2 separate regions of the Homo sapiens genome follow, and region 2 is linked to region 1. Evidence: chromatin contacts called from ENCODE Hi-C or POLR2A ChIA-PET data. All regions are on one chromosome and are shown on one strand. The core of a region is the stretch at or near the end of the contact, and the rest is flanking DNA. Distances in the headings are between cores, read along the strand shown.

What was found. A loop is a pair of places that touch in the nucleus more often than their neighbours do. ChIA-PET counts read pairs that join two places held with the same protein, here RNA polymerase II (POLR2A). Pooled maps may share reads with other maps.
Region 2: a loop to region 1 is called in a map of posterior cingulate gyrus, with 3 times the contacts of the local background. The contact joins two enhancer-like sites. A Hi-C loop is called at or near these places in 3 of 168 maps with a recorded cell type or tissue (PC-3, dorsolateral prefrontal cortex and posterior cingulate gyrus) and 4 of 50 pooled maps. POLR2A ChIA-PET finds 5 or more read pairs at or near these places in 2 of 52 experiments (WTC11 and activated T-cell).

What each region holds. Positions count from the first base shown.
Region 1 is chr10:59,583,219-59,588,878 of GRCh38, reverse strand. The region is part of intron 1 of LOC105378318 (a long non-coding RNA gene); the gene reads right to left. Among named protein-coding and RNA genes, the nearest start is that of SLC16A9, 120 kb to the left of the region's middle. Within about 2 kb of position 3,643, at least 3 of the 41 ENCODE cell types and tissues checked have a DNase peak (open chromatin) inside an H3K27ac peak, as active enhancers do.
Region 2 is chr10:59,622,139-59,628,216 of GRCh38, reverse strand. No RefSeq gene overlaps it. Among named protein-coding and RNA genes, the nearest start is that of SLC16A9, 85 kb to the left of the region's middle. RefSeq lists enhancers at 1,720-1,939, 5,552-5,846. Within about 2 kb of position 4,336, at least 4 of the 41 ENCODE cell types and tissues checked have a DNase peak (open chromatin) inside an H3K27ac peak, as active enhancers do.

The DNA of each region.
Region 1 (5,660 bases), core at 2,394-4,893:
GCACTTTGGGAGGCCTAGGCAGGCGGCTCACTTGAGGCCAGGAGTTCAAGAGCAGTGTAATCAACATGGTGAACAAAAATTAGCCATGCGTGGTGGCAGACACCTGTAATCTCAGCTACTCAGGAGGCTGAGGCAGGAGAATCGCTTGAGCCCAGGAGGCGGAGGTTGCAGTGAGCTAAGATTGTGCCATTGCACTCCAGCCTGAGTGACAAGAGCAAAACACCATTCCCTCTCTCTTCCCCCCAAAAAAGAAAGTTCTGAATAGCCCATCCTTCAGTTTGCATTAACCTGCCCCTTAATTTGTGTGTAATTGAAAGTGGGTATAAGTGAGCATAAATACAGTTGCCAAGAGCCCATACCCTGCTGACTCTGTGCATGGTCTATGAGTTAGTCCTGCTCCACAAGGAGCAAATTTTACCATTTGATAAAATATTGCTGTCTAACACCACCTGCTCATGCTCAACTTCTTCCCTGGGCAAAGCTAAGAACCCTCCTGGACTAAGCACCAATTCTGGGGCTCACCTGCCCTGCATCAAAGAGACTTAGGGCAACCATTACAAAGCTCTTCCGACCAAGAGAAGAAAGAAAATGGACTTCTGCCTTTTGGATCTCGAACTGTCCCACTGTAAAATGAAAGGTTGGTCAGGATGATGCACGATGGAGCTTCAGATGTTAGTGTCTCCCTCACTAAAATGAATCAGGTGTAGTGATAAATTGTACTGGGCTAGCTCTGACAGTCTATTAATATATTAATGAGAGACTACTCTATGACTACTCTGGGCTCTAAAAGGGGAAAAGAAAAGGGAGGTCCATTCCTAGTGAGTTTTGAAGTGAGGCTGGGTCTTGACCTAAAGAAGAACAGATGTTATTGGGAATCAGTGGGGACCAATGATCCATGGTGAGCTAGTCATCATGAGCTAGTCATGGTGAAGCACTTGGGAAAGCACGCAGCAGGTCTGGTAATGAGCAGGCTGCTGATCTGAGGTCTGAAGAGCCCAAGCCCTCTTGGGGCTGGACAAATGAGATGTGCTGAGAGAGGAGGGAGCTGAGCAAGAACAAGGGACTGTTTGGAGCTGACTGGAGAGAGGTTAGGGAACATCGCTGGTTAATATGTCCATTGACTAAGCCATTGGGTCAACCCAGATGTTGGCCAAGAGCTGAGTGATCTCAAGGATCATCTGAGAGAGGTGGCATGGTGGAGAGGAAAAGGCATTATCTTTTAGACATGCAGAGAAGGCTGCTGCTTTCTAACTCTGCAAGGGGAAGCTGTTTGACTGCTTGTGGCCTTGGTTTTGGTTTGCAACATGGGAATCTGCCAGCATTTCAGGGCTGTTGTGAGGATGAGTGGCAATGTGTGTGCGCATGGCAGTGTGCTCAGCAAGTGGAAGTGATTATTGGTAACTCCATTTTTTTTCAGGTAAGAAAACCAGTGCTTACCTGAAGATTAAGGAAGGTAGTAAGGAAGGAAGATGATTCAGCTATTCATTTGTGAACTGAGTCAGTGCTTCTCCAACTGAATATGCACAAACATTAACTGGAGTGCCTGTTAAAAATGCTGAATCTGGTTTCGTAGGTTTGGGTGGGGCCCATGACTGCAGCTCTGGCAAGCTCCCAATGAGGCCTATGCTTCTAGTCCTGGACCAGATTTTGAGTGGCAAGAACCTATATAAAACAACCTCCTAAAGTTGTGGTGAAAGTAAATGAGTTAGTATAGATAAGTGCTTAGCAAATAGTCTGACACATAGTATAGGCCTTCAATAAATTGTAACTGCTGCCATTATTGTTTTATTCCAACTTTGAGGCTGGTGGGTTCTCTATTTTATCTCCTGAAGCAGCCCTAAAAGGGGGCCAGATTGTCAGCTTCTCAGGAAAAGCAAGAGCCTTTGACAGAGTGTTTATGGAGCTGTGCCCCTTTAAGCTTTAGCAAGACTGGGAGGAAGCTTTTCTAAGGTAGAAGGAAATGTTTGGAGACCCTCACAGGCAGGGACCTCATGCTGTTTCTAGCTTTTAGTTATGTGGGGAGTGGTTATTTAGTGGGTCTGTTTTTAGCAGTTCCAGTTGCCTGGGGACAAGCCAGATATGGACATCCAAATGTCTCCTGAAGGTGGCCTCAGAGAAGCCAAGGAAGAAGGAGTCCAGCCAAAAAAAAAAAAAAAAGGCAGACCCTTCTTACTAGCTCTCCCTGTAGGCCAAGTTTATAGCCCAGAAAAGTGCAGACTGTTCTCTGTGGACTCAGAAAGCACAGATCTTCAAGTTTTATGAGGACATTTCAGCACTTACAATGATATTGAACATTTAATTGCCTGTGCTTTGTTCAGCTAAAAGTATTCTTCTAGAAATGTAACTAGGTAACAGCCCAAGCTTCTCAGGCATCTGCCCGCTGGGTGTCCTGTTTGAGCCCTCCTTGTACTGAGCTGTCCCTGGCTGCTTGGAGCAGACACTCTTTTGATACCTCTTTGTCCTATAACTCGATATTGCCTTTACTCTCTGGACATGTGTCAGAGCTTGTCAGAGTTCTTTTCAATGAAGCTACTGGAGTAATTTCCTATCACCAATCTTCCAACCTAATGTCTTGAGGGAATTCTTGTACGACTGTTGTAGCTTCTTGTTAGATTCATAGCAGAGTTAAGGAAAGATTCAACGTGTACTTCATATTAATAAGATCTGGTGCCAAGGGAATCTATGACATAGTAGGAGTGGCTCATTGTGTTTCAAAGCACCTAACGGGCTTTTAGGCAATGACACCGATTATACCAAAATAGATTAATCCCTGTCTCAAATCCAAGGCAAAACTGTGAAGTCAGTGTTGAAACTCAGGTTCTATGTCTTGATACCTGTTATTTTGTTCTTCTATCTTCAATGAAACCAGCTTGGATAATTAAATTTTTTCACATTTAATGGAATATCCTTATATCCATGTTTCTCAAAGAGTGGTCTGAGGACTCCCTGGGTCAGAATCCCCTGGGAGCTTGTAAACAATATACATCACTTGACACTGTTCCAGGCCATCTGAACCTGGGCTCATGGAAGTAGGGATCTCCAGATCTACATTTTTCTTTTCTTTCTTTGAGACACGGTCTTGCTTTGTTTGTCACCCAGGCTGAAGTGCAGTGGCATGATCACGGCTCATTACAGCCTCAGCTTCTCAGGCTCAATTGATCCTCCTATCTCAACCTCCTGAGTAGCTGAGACTGCAGGCGTGGATCACCATGCCTGGCTAGTTTTTGTATTCTTTTTTTTGTAGAGATGGGATTTCACCATGTTGCCCAGGCTGTTCTTGAACTCCTGGGCTCAAGCAATCCAACTGTTTTGGCCTCCCAAAGTGCTGGGATTACAGGCGTGAGTCACCATGCCTAGCCCAGATCTGCATTTGTATCAAACCCGTATGGTTTGAAAACCACAGACTTATTCAAGGAAAGTAGTTGTGATGGTTAAGAGAAGTCTGTGTTAAGTGGCTCTAATTTATACCCTGGGTTCTTCATAAAGTTTCATTGTAAAAAAAGTTTTTACCAAAAGAAGAACTAGAAAATCTCTGGTGTAGTGGATAGATTGATTCTCTTGAGTTCAAATCCTAACTGCCAATTGTTTGTATGATTTTAGCCAGGGGTTGACAAATGATGGCTGCTTGCCAAGGGCCAGCCAGCCTGCTTTTATAAATACAATTTTATTGAATCAGAGCTCTGTCCATTCATTTACTATTGTCTGTGGCTATTTTCAGCTATAATGGCAGAATTGAGTACTTACGTCAGAGACTATACAGACTGCCAAGCCCAAAATGTTTACTGTCTGGCCCTTTATGAGAAAAGCTGATCAACCTTTTACCTAGGTGAATTAAAATATCTCTCCCAGCCTCAGTTTTTCTCATGGATAATATGAAATTAATAAAAACAGTATCTTGTGTGGTTAATTACCTCATTTAAATATTTAAGTATATTTATCTTTTAAATACTTAAATATTTAAATGAGGTAATGAATAGAAGTTTCCTGGGGTGACTTCTAATGATAATATTGTTTAATATTTAATTGAGTGCCTGCTGTGTGCTAGGCACTGATTTAAATACTTTACATGGACTGTCTTATTTGTCTTTATAACAACACTGTGAAGTCTTTTCATTATTCCCATTTACAGATGAAAAAATGGAGGCAGAGAGACTGAATAATTTGTTCAAGGTTATGCCAGCTACAATTGGTTGAGTCAGGATTGGATCCTAGAGCCTATGTACTTCATTGCTGTGCTGAATTTATCCAAATAAAGTTGCATTTCTGCCTTTCCTCCTCCTTCCTGAAGCTGGCACGGCCTGTACCTTTGCTCACAAATCTTAAAATAATCCCCCATAAACACAAGAGGAATCTGAAGTGGCAAAGGGATTGCAGCGTCTGTCCAATACAAGCTCATCACTTGTAAGTTGTGGAAGCTAAAAACCTTGCGTCCAAAGCCCCATAGCTGGATATATGCAACACCTGGTCTCCTACCCAGGGGAGCCCTCACTCACTGGTCAGATGACACTGAATTGATTCAGTCCCCTTAGTGTAGGAGAACATGAATAGTTCTATGAGGGAGTTTAATGAAAACTAAAACCTTAAGTTCTTACTGTCCTCAAGGTTCATAACTTTTTCAAATATACCCATAGGTATTGGACAGGTTGAGTCTCAAATGCCTGTTAAAACCAGACCACTGTCTATGGTGGTCATATTGTGTATTTCATGGCCCTGTGCCTCCCTACCCTCAGTGATTCAGAGTTTTCAATGGTCCATACCAGTACGGCCATATTGGTAATTAAAATAATGGAGTATTTCTCTATTGAAAATGATGGCTACCCTAAGCCTTCCTGGTACCCTCCCACTGAACTGGCTGTCTAAGCCCATCTCTCTTCTCAACTTTCCAGGAATTAAAGAGTTAACCCCTGTGAGACTAAGGGGTTTAGAGGACCCTGGTGCAGGCCTCAGGCAGCTTTGATTCTGATTTTTCTGTGTAAGTGCAGAGCTAATTGCTAACTATAATAATTTGAATACCACCTTGTGTGGGCATTCACTACTTCAGTACACTGGGATAAGCTGAGCCAATCACATACTTTCTTAAGAATTTGTATCTGGAAGAAAGACGTTGGGTCCTTCAACAGTGGGAGTTGGAATTTAAGAGGATTCTAAAGAGGGTTGTGGCCAGGATGGGCTCTGAGCAAGACTGAGATGCAAGAAGATTTAGTGAGCAGCAAAGGCTGGAGGGGAGAGAGTGAAGGGAGAGCATATCTACAGAGAGAAGCAGAGACACCCTGAGAGAACAAGCGGCCCTGGAGAGGACCAGAGCGGGGGCTGGTCCTAAGATCCACCTCAGTCATTGGTTATTTTTTAAGTTTCTTTAGACTGTATCTTAGCCCACTTGTGCTATGACATAATACCACAGACTGGGTAATTTATAATGACCAGAAGTTTACTTCTCAGAGTTCTGGAGGGTGAGAAGTTCAAAATTAAGGCAGTGGCATCTGGTGAGGGTCTTTTTGCTGCATCCTCACATGGCGGAAAGTGGAAGGGCAAAAAAAGAGAAGAACTGCCTCCATCAATCCCTTTTATAAGGCACTAATCCATTAATGAGGGCAGAGCCTTCACCCAAACACTTGCCCCAAGGGCCCTACCTTCCAACATGGCTGCACTGGAGATTACAG
Region 2 (6,078 bases), core at 3,087-5,586, 39 kb before region 1:
GGTGATTCTTCTGCCTCAGCCTCCCAAGTAGCTGGGACTACAGGTGTGTGCCATCACACCCAGCTAATTTTTGTATTTTTAGTAGACATGGAGTTTCATTATGTTGGCCAGGGTGGTCTTGTTCTCTTGACCTCATGATTCGCCCGCCTCAGCCTCCCAGTGTTAGGATTACAGGCGTGAGCAACCGCACCCTGTCAGATTCTATCTTTCTTCACTGTGTAAACCCTTCATAGATTTCCTGCTCTCTGTTCTTCCCAAATAGCCTAACCCCAAGGGAAAAATTGATCTCAGTATCTTTTTGGAGAAGTCAGTCTCCTTGTTGAATGTGAGAGGCAACATGGTCTGTAGAGCCCCAGGATCAAAGGATGCTGTGTGGCCTCTTGACCCTGCATTGGTGTCTTTCTATTACTCATCTTCAACCAACAAATACACAAAGTACATATGCACAGTACACACATGTATAAGTGCTTAACAGGACTGGAAGCAGGGGGAATAAGGCTGGTCAAGGTTTGTCCTGCCACCCATGAGCTCATATGCTTCCTGAGGAGACCAATATACAATTAGGATACAAGTTGAGAAATGTCATGGCAGAGATAAGTGCAAACTTCATAGGTGTGAGTGATATTTGAAATAGTTGACAACTGGCCAGGTGCGGTGGCTCATGCCTGTAATCCCACAGCACAGGGAGGCTGACGTGGGAGGATTGCTAGAGCCCAGGAGTTTGAGATCAGCCTGGGCAACATGGTGAAACCTCGTCTCTACAAAAATTACAAAAATTAGCTGGGCGTGGTGGCTCATGCCTGTAGTCCCAGATACTCAGGAGGCTGAGGTGGGAGGATTGCTTGAGCCTGGGGGGTGGAAATAGCACCACTGCACTCGCTCCAGCCTGGGTGACAGAGTGAGTTAGACCCTGTCTCAAAAAAAGCAACAACAACAAATACCAAATATTTAACAATTGTTAGAGTCACTGCAAAGGCTGTTTCTTACCCACAGCCAGGGCAGTGTGACTAAGACATGCCAGATGGGAATAGGGCATTCTCTTTTGGGTCCAGGCCCATCCTGGGAGTGGTGGGATGGATGTGAGGGAATGAGGGGCCTCCGTCAAGCTGGCTGGGTGGCAGGCGCTGCACGGCTCTGAGGGATTGAGCAGCCGAGGCAGTGGGACATAGTAAGGGGCTGAGGCCCAGGGCAGTGTAAGCATCCCATTGGTGTGGAAGTATTTCCATATTTTACCAATGATATGCTCTTTGAGAAGCAATATCCCATGGAAATATAATGAGAGCAATATCTATGTAATGAAACATACTTAGGAGACAAAGAATAAAAGTAAAAAGAAACAAGGGAAATTAAATTTGGCATTTGTCTTACTCAGTAGGTCCAAAATGTTATCTCAACATGTAACTAATATCCAACTGATTAATGAGCGATTTCACTCTTTTTGTTGTTGCTGAAATCCAGTGTGTATTTTCAGTTTAGAGCCTGCCACCTGTGGTTACCGTATTGCACAACACAGGTCTAGTAGGAAGGATTGTGAGAAAAGCAGCCCTCTGTGCTCCCTGGATTTTGGGGGAGGTGACCTTCCAGTTGCCTGGAATTTTCTGCAGGATCTGTCTGTGGTTTTCTTCTTTGATTAGCCCACCTGTAAACCCACGCAGCCCTTAACAGGTGCAGAATTTACAATGAGACACAGTAGCTCTTTCAGCACTGAGCTCCATTACACTAATTATCTGGCCTATGGCTTAGTGCTGCCTTCATTACCAAACCAAAGGCTTAATTGCTCTTTTAAGCTCCTTTGAATTTTTAGACTCAATTTACCTGCAGCCTCCTGAAACTCAGGCACCCGAATTTACTAAGGATAAGTGGGGATTTGCTGTGTGCTGAGGCCTTGTTAGGCCCTCCTAGACTTGCATTTTCTTTTTTATTCAGCGAAGTGAGATAATGGTCTTTTCTTTCCTTTTGCCTTCCTCACAGTTGGTGACACCTGCAGGCTGAAGCAGCATTTTCTGTACTTTGGCACCACCTTGTGGTTCAGCTGAAAAAAGTCTAGAAATGGGCCGCATCCATCTTGGGCTCATTGAGCATCATGAACAGTCTTGAAGGGCCATCTGGCTTTTGTTATCTCCTTCAGCCTGAGAAGAAATGAGATTTGTTACTGGATAGGGAATGTCTCCTATAGGCTAAACCGCCTGCTGAGAAATCCAACGAGGTAATGGCTCCAATTTGAACTAAGCAGAGAGTCATGCAGAAACATCAATCCAGGCTGCCGCTGTTCTCTATTATTTAGATTGAATTGTGTCTACTTTCCACAGATGACTCGGCTCAGCCAGAGAACTTGGCATCTCTGTGTGCTGTTACTGTAAAATGGGGAGTGATTGTTTTCAGCTGCTCCAAGTTAGGAATTAGCTCCTGGCCATTGATAATACCTCCTGGAAACCGTGCTCACTTCATTGGATCCACAACCCCATCTGCAGCTGAATTTTATCAACAGACATGTTGCTTTGGCCAGCATTGGTTGAATATAGTGTTAGAAAACGGACAGATTGTACAGAGGTTTTGCCAAGATCCGTGTCCCAGTAATTTTTACTGTGAGTAACTTTATGCACTTCCCTGTTATTCTACACCTGTACTCCTTAATTCCCTTATCATTTGTTCCTGCGCCAAAGGTGTGTGAGTTTGCAATTTGCTTACTGGTATGGAGAGGCTGTTTGATTTGCTTGTGGTCACTGGCAGATTCTTTTTTTTTTTTTAATTTTTATTTTAGGTATGGGGTACCTGCGAAAGTTTGTTACGTAGATAAACACGTGTGTCACGGTGGTTTGTTGTACATATTAATACATCACCCTGGTACTAAGCTCAGTACCCAATAGTTCCCTTTTCTGCTCCTCTCCCTCCCTCCCCACTCAATAACACCCCAGTGTCTGTTGTTTCCTTCTTTGTGTTCATGAGTTCTTCTTATTTACCTCCCACCCATATGTGAGAACACACGGTATTTGGTTTTCTATTCCTGCTTGCTAAGGATGATAGCCTCCAGCTCTATCCTGTTCCCACAAAAGACATGATCTCATTTTTCATGGCTGCATAATATTCCACAGTGTATATGAACCACGTTTTCTTGTCTGTCACTGATGAACATTTAGGTTGATTCCATGTCTTTGTTATTGTGAATAGTGCTGCGGCGAACATTCGCGTGCATGTGTCTTTATGGCAGAATGCTTTATATTCCTCTGGGTATATACCCGGTAATGGGATTGCTGGGTCGAGTGGCAGTTCTGCTTTTAGCTCTTTGAGGAATCACCATACTGCTTTCCACAGTGGTTGAACTAATTTACACTCCCACCAACAGTTGACTAACTTACCACCGTTAACAATTGACTACTTTATCTTGCAATTTCCTACTTAAAATATGTCATCAGATTTTTGCCAAGAGGTGCTTGTACTCAGAGTGATGAATAAAATCAATATCTTGAGTCCCTGAGTCTCCAAGTGTCAGAAACTTAAGAGACCTGTGTAAGACCTGTGTAACTATTGTTAAACCAGTTAAAATCCAAGGTTTACCCTTCTTTCACTGTGTAACTTGGGCAGAATGTCTATTGGTGAGATTTCTGTGGCTGTTTCCTCTTCTCATTAAATGAATTAATAATATATAACAGCCTTATAACAGGGCCTGGGAGCTACTAACTCTTCATTGATGATGACAGTCAGTGCTGGAAAGAGGGTAAGGCAGGTGGGGATGAAAATTGACTCTGAAAGTGAGCGCCTCACATGCCTGACTCTATCCCTGGCCCTGATGATGACGGTGATGGTGATGATGATAATAGCTAACACTTCTATGGCATTATTTGGAGTGTTAATATCAGAGGCATTTGAACCTGAGTGACTCCGTTTGGAATAAGGGTTGGGTAAAATGAGGCTGGGACCTGCTGGGCTGCATTCTCAGGAAGTTAGGCATTCTTAGTCACAGGATGAGCTAGGTGGTCAGCAGGATGGGTATCACAAGATACAGGTCACAAAGACCTTACTGATAAAATAGGATGCAGTAAAGAAGCCAGGCAAACCCCACTTTTGGGTAATGAAAGTGACTTCTGTTCATCCTCACTGCTCATTATATGCTAACTTTAATACATTAGCATGCTAAAAGCCACTCCCACCAGCACCATGACAGTTTACAAATGCCATGGCAACATCCGGAAGCTACCCAATAGGGCGTAAAACGGGGAGGAACCCACAGTTCCAGGAAGTACCTGCTTTTTTTTCTGGAAAACTCATGAATAATCCACCCCTTGTTTAGCATGTGATCACGAAATAACCATAAAAGCAGCCAACCAACATCCCTTGGGGCTGCTCTGGCTATGGAGAAGCCATTCTTTTATTCCTTTACTTTCTTAATAAACTTGCTTTCACTTTATGGACTCAACCCAAATTCTTTCTTGCATGAGATCCAAGAACCCTCTCTTGGGGTCTGGATCGGGCTCCTTTTCTGGTAACATTAATGTTTTCGCTGCGTTCAGTATAGGCCAAACAAACATTCTGAGGAACAGCTGGATAGCCATGATCCAATCATCCTTCTCTCTCCTCCCGTTTTGAGATTTCACGATGCAGTCTTCATTTCTGGGATAAGGCATTGTGCTCTGGGCCCATGAGAAGACTTCGGAAGAATAACACACGAAGCTCTCATCCCATCGTTGTGGACATTTCCCCAAGGTTTAGCTGAGGGGATGTTTGAATAGTGACTACTGGGGAGAAAATGGTCAGTGTGCAAGAGACTTGCCTGGGTAGATAGCAAAGAACGATTTGTGAATTGGGTTGTCCCTGAACAAGAACAAGTTCAGAAAGTCTCCATGCTGCTGCATGGTCGAGATGATTTACAGACAGAAAGAGGAAACGTATGTACAGAAAATGGAAATGAGGTACAGAAACAGCCAGATTGATTACAGCTTGGCGTTTGCCTTATTTGAACACAGTTTGAACAGCTGGCCTGTGAGTGGCTGAAACTTGGTGATTGGTATTAGAGTAGGTTTCAATCTGTTTACACACCCAGTTGGGTTACAGTTTACTATTTATGGGGAAAGCTTTAGGCCAAACTTAAAATATGTAAGGAGGCAGCTTTAGGCTAACCTTAATTTAACAGTAGGCTTAGAACTGAGAGGAGAAAGGAGAGCCAAAAGCGGTAGACTGCAGGGTTCTGGGGACAAGTTTCTCTGATTTCATGACTTTTGGCTGAGCTCAGCCTTACTCACCGTTCCTCATCTGACAAGTGAGCTGGGGGTCCCCTGACGCAGAATGGAGATCCAAGATGTCAAGAAATGCACATTTACCTACAGGATTATATTTACTTATTCCAATAAAGGCAAAGAACAATGATTATAACTAGCAGGGTCAAACAACTTACGTCCCCTCCTTCAGTCCCCAAAGTTAATGGTTTTCTGTATTGTAGCTTCCCCCTTCCTCCCAGAGTCAGAGTGTACCGGCAATTTCAGATATTAAGTAAAAACAGACACAGCTTCTGCCTATGCAGCCTCCTGGATCAGAGGCAACACAGTGAAGTCCTGTCTGCTCTTGGCCCCAACATTCACCTTTTTGATAAGGCTCGTGGGCTGCCATCACACCTGGTGACTGTGTGTGTGTGTGCGCGCGCGCGGGCCTGTGTGCACAAGGGATGTAAGTGGCATAGAAAAACCCTCCGAAATAAAAATTTCTTCCCACTAGGTGGCGTAAGCACCTGTAGTTCTGTGTGAATCTCTCCTTCCAGTTAAGGCAATGGCAGGCCTTAAAAGTATAATTCCGCTAAGGAAGCAATTTAAGCTTTTATTTGTGACTTTATTTTTATTATAAAAGTACATATTGGCTGGGCGCGGTGGCTCATGCCTGTAATCCAAGCACTTTGGGAGGCCAAGGTGCATCACGACGTCAAGAGATGGAGACCATCCTGACCAATATGGTGAAACCCTGTCTCTACTAAAAATACAAAAATTAGCTGGGCGTGGTGGTGCATACCTGTAGTCCCAGCTACTCGGGAGGCTGAGGCAGGAGAATCGCTTGAACCCAGAAGGCGGAGGTTGTGCCACTTCACTCCAGTCT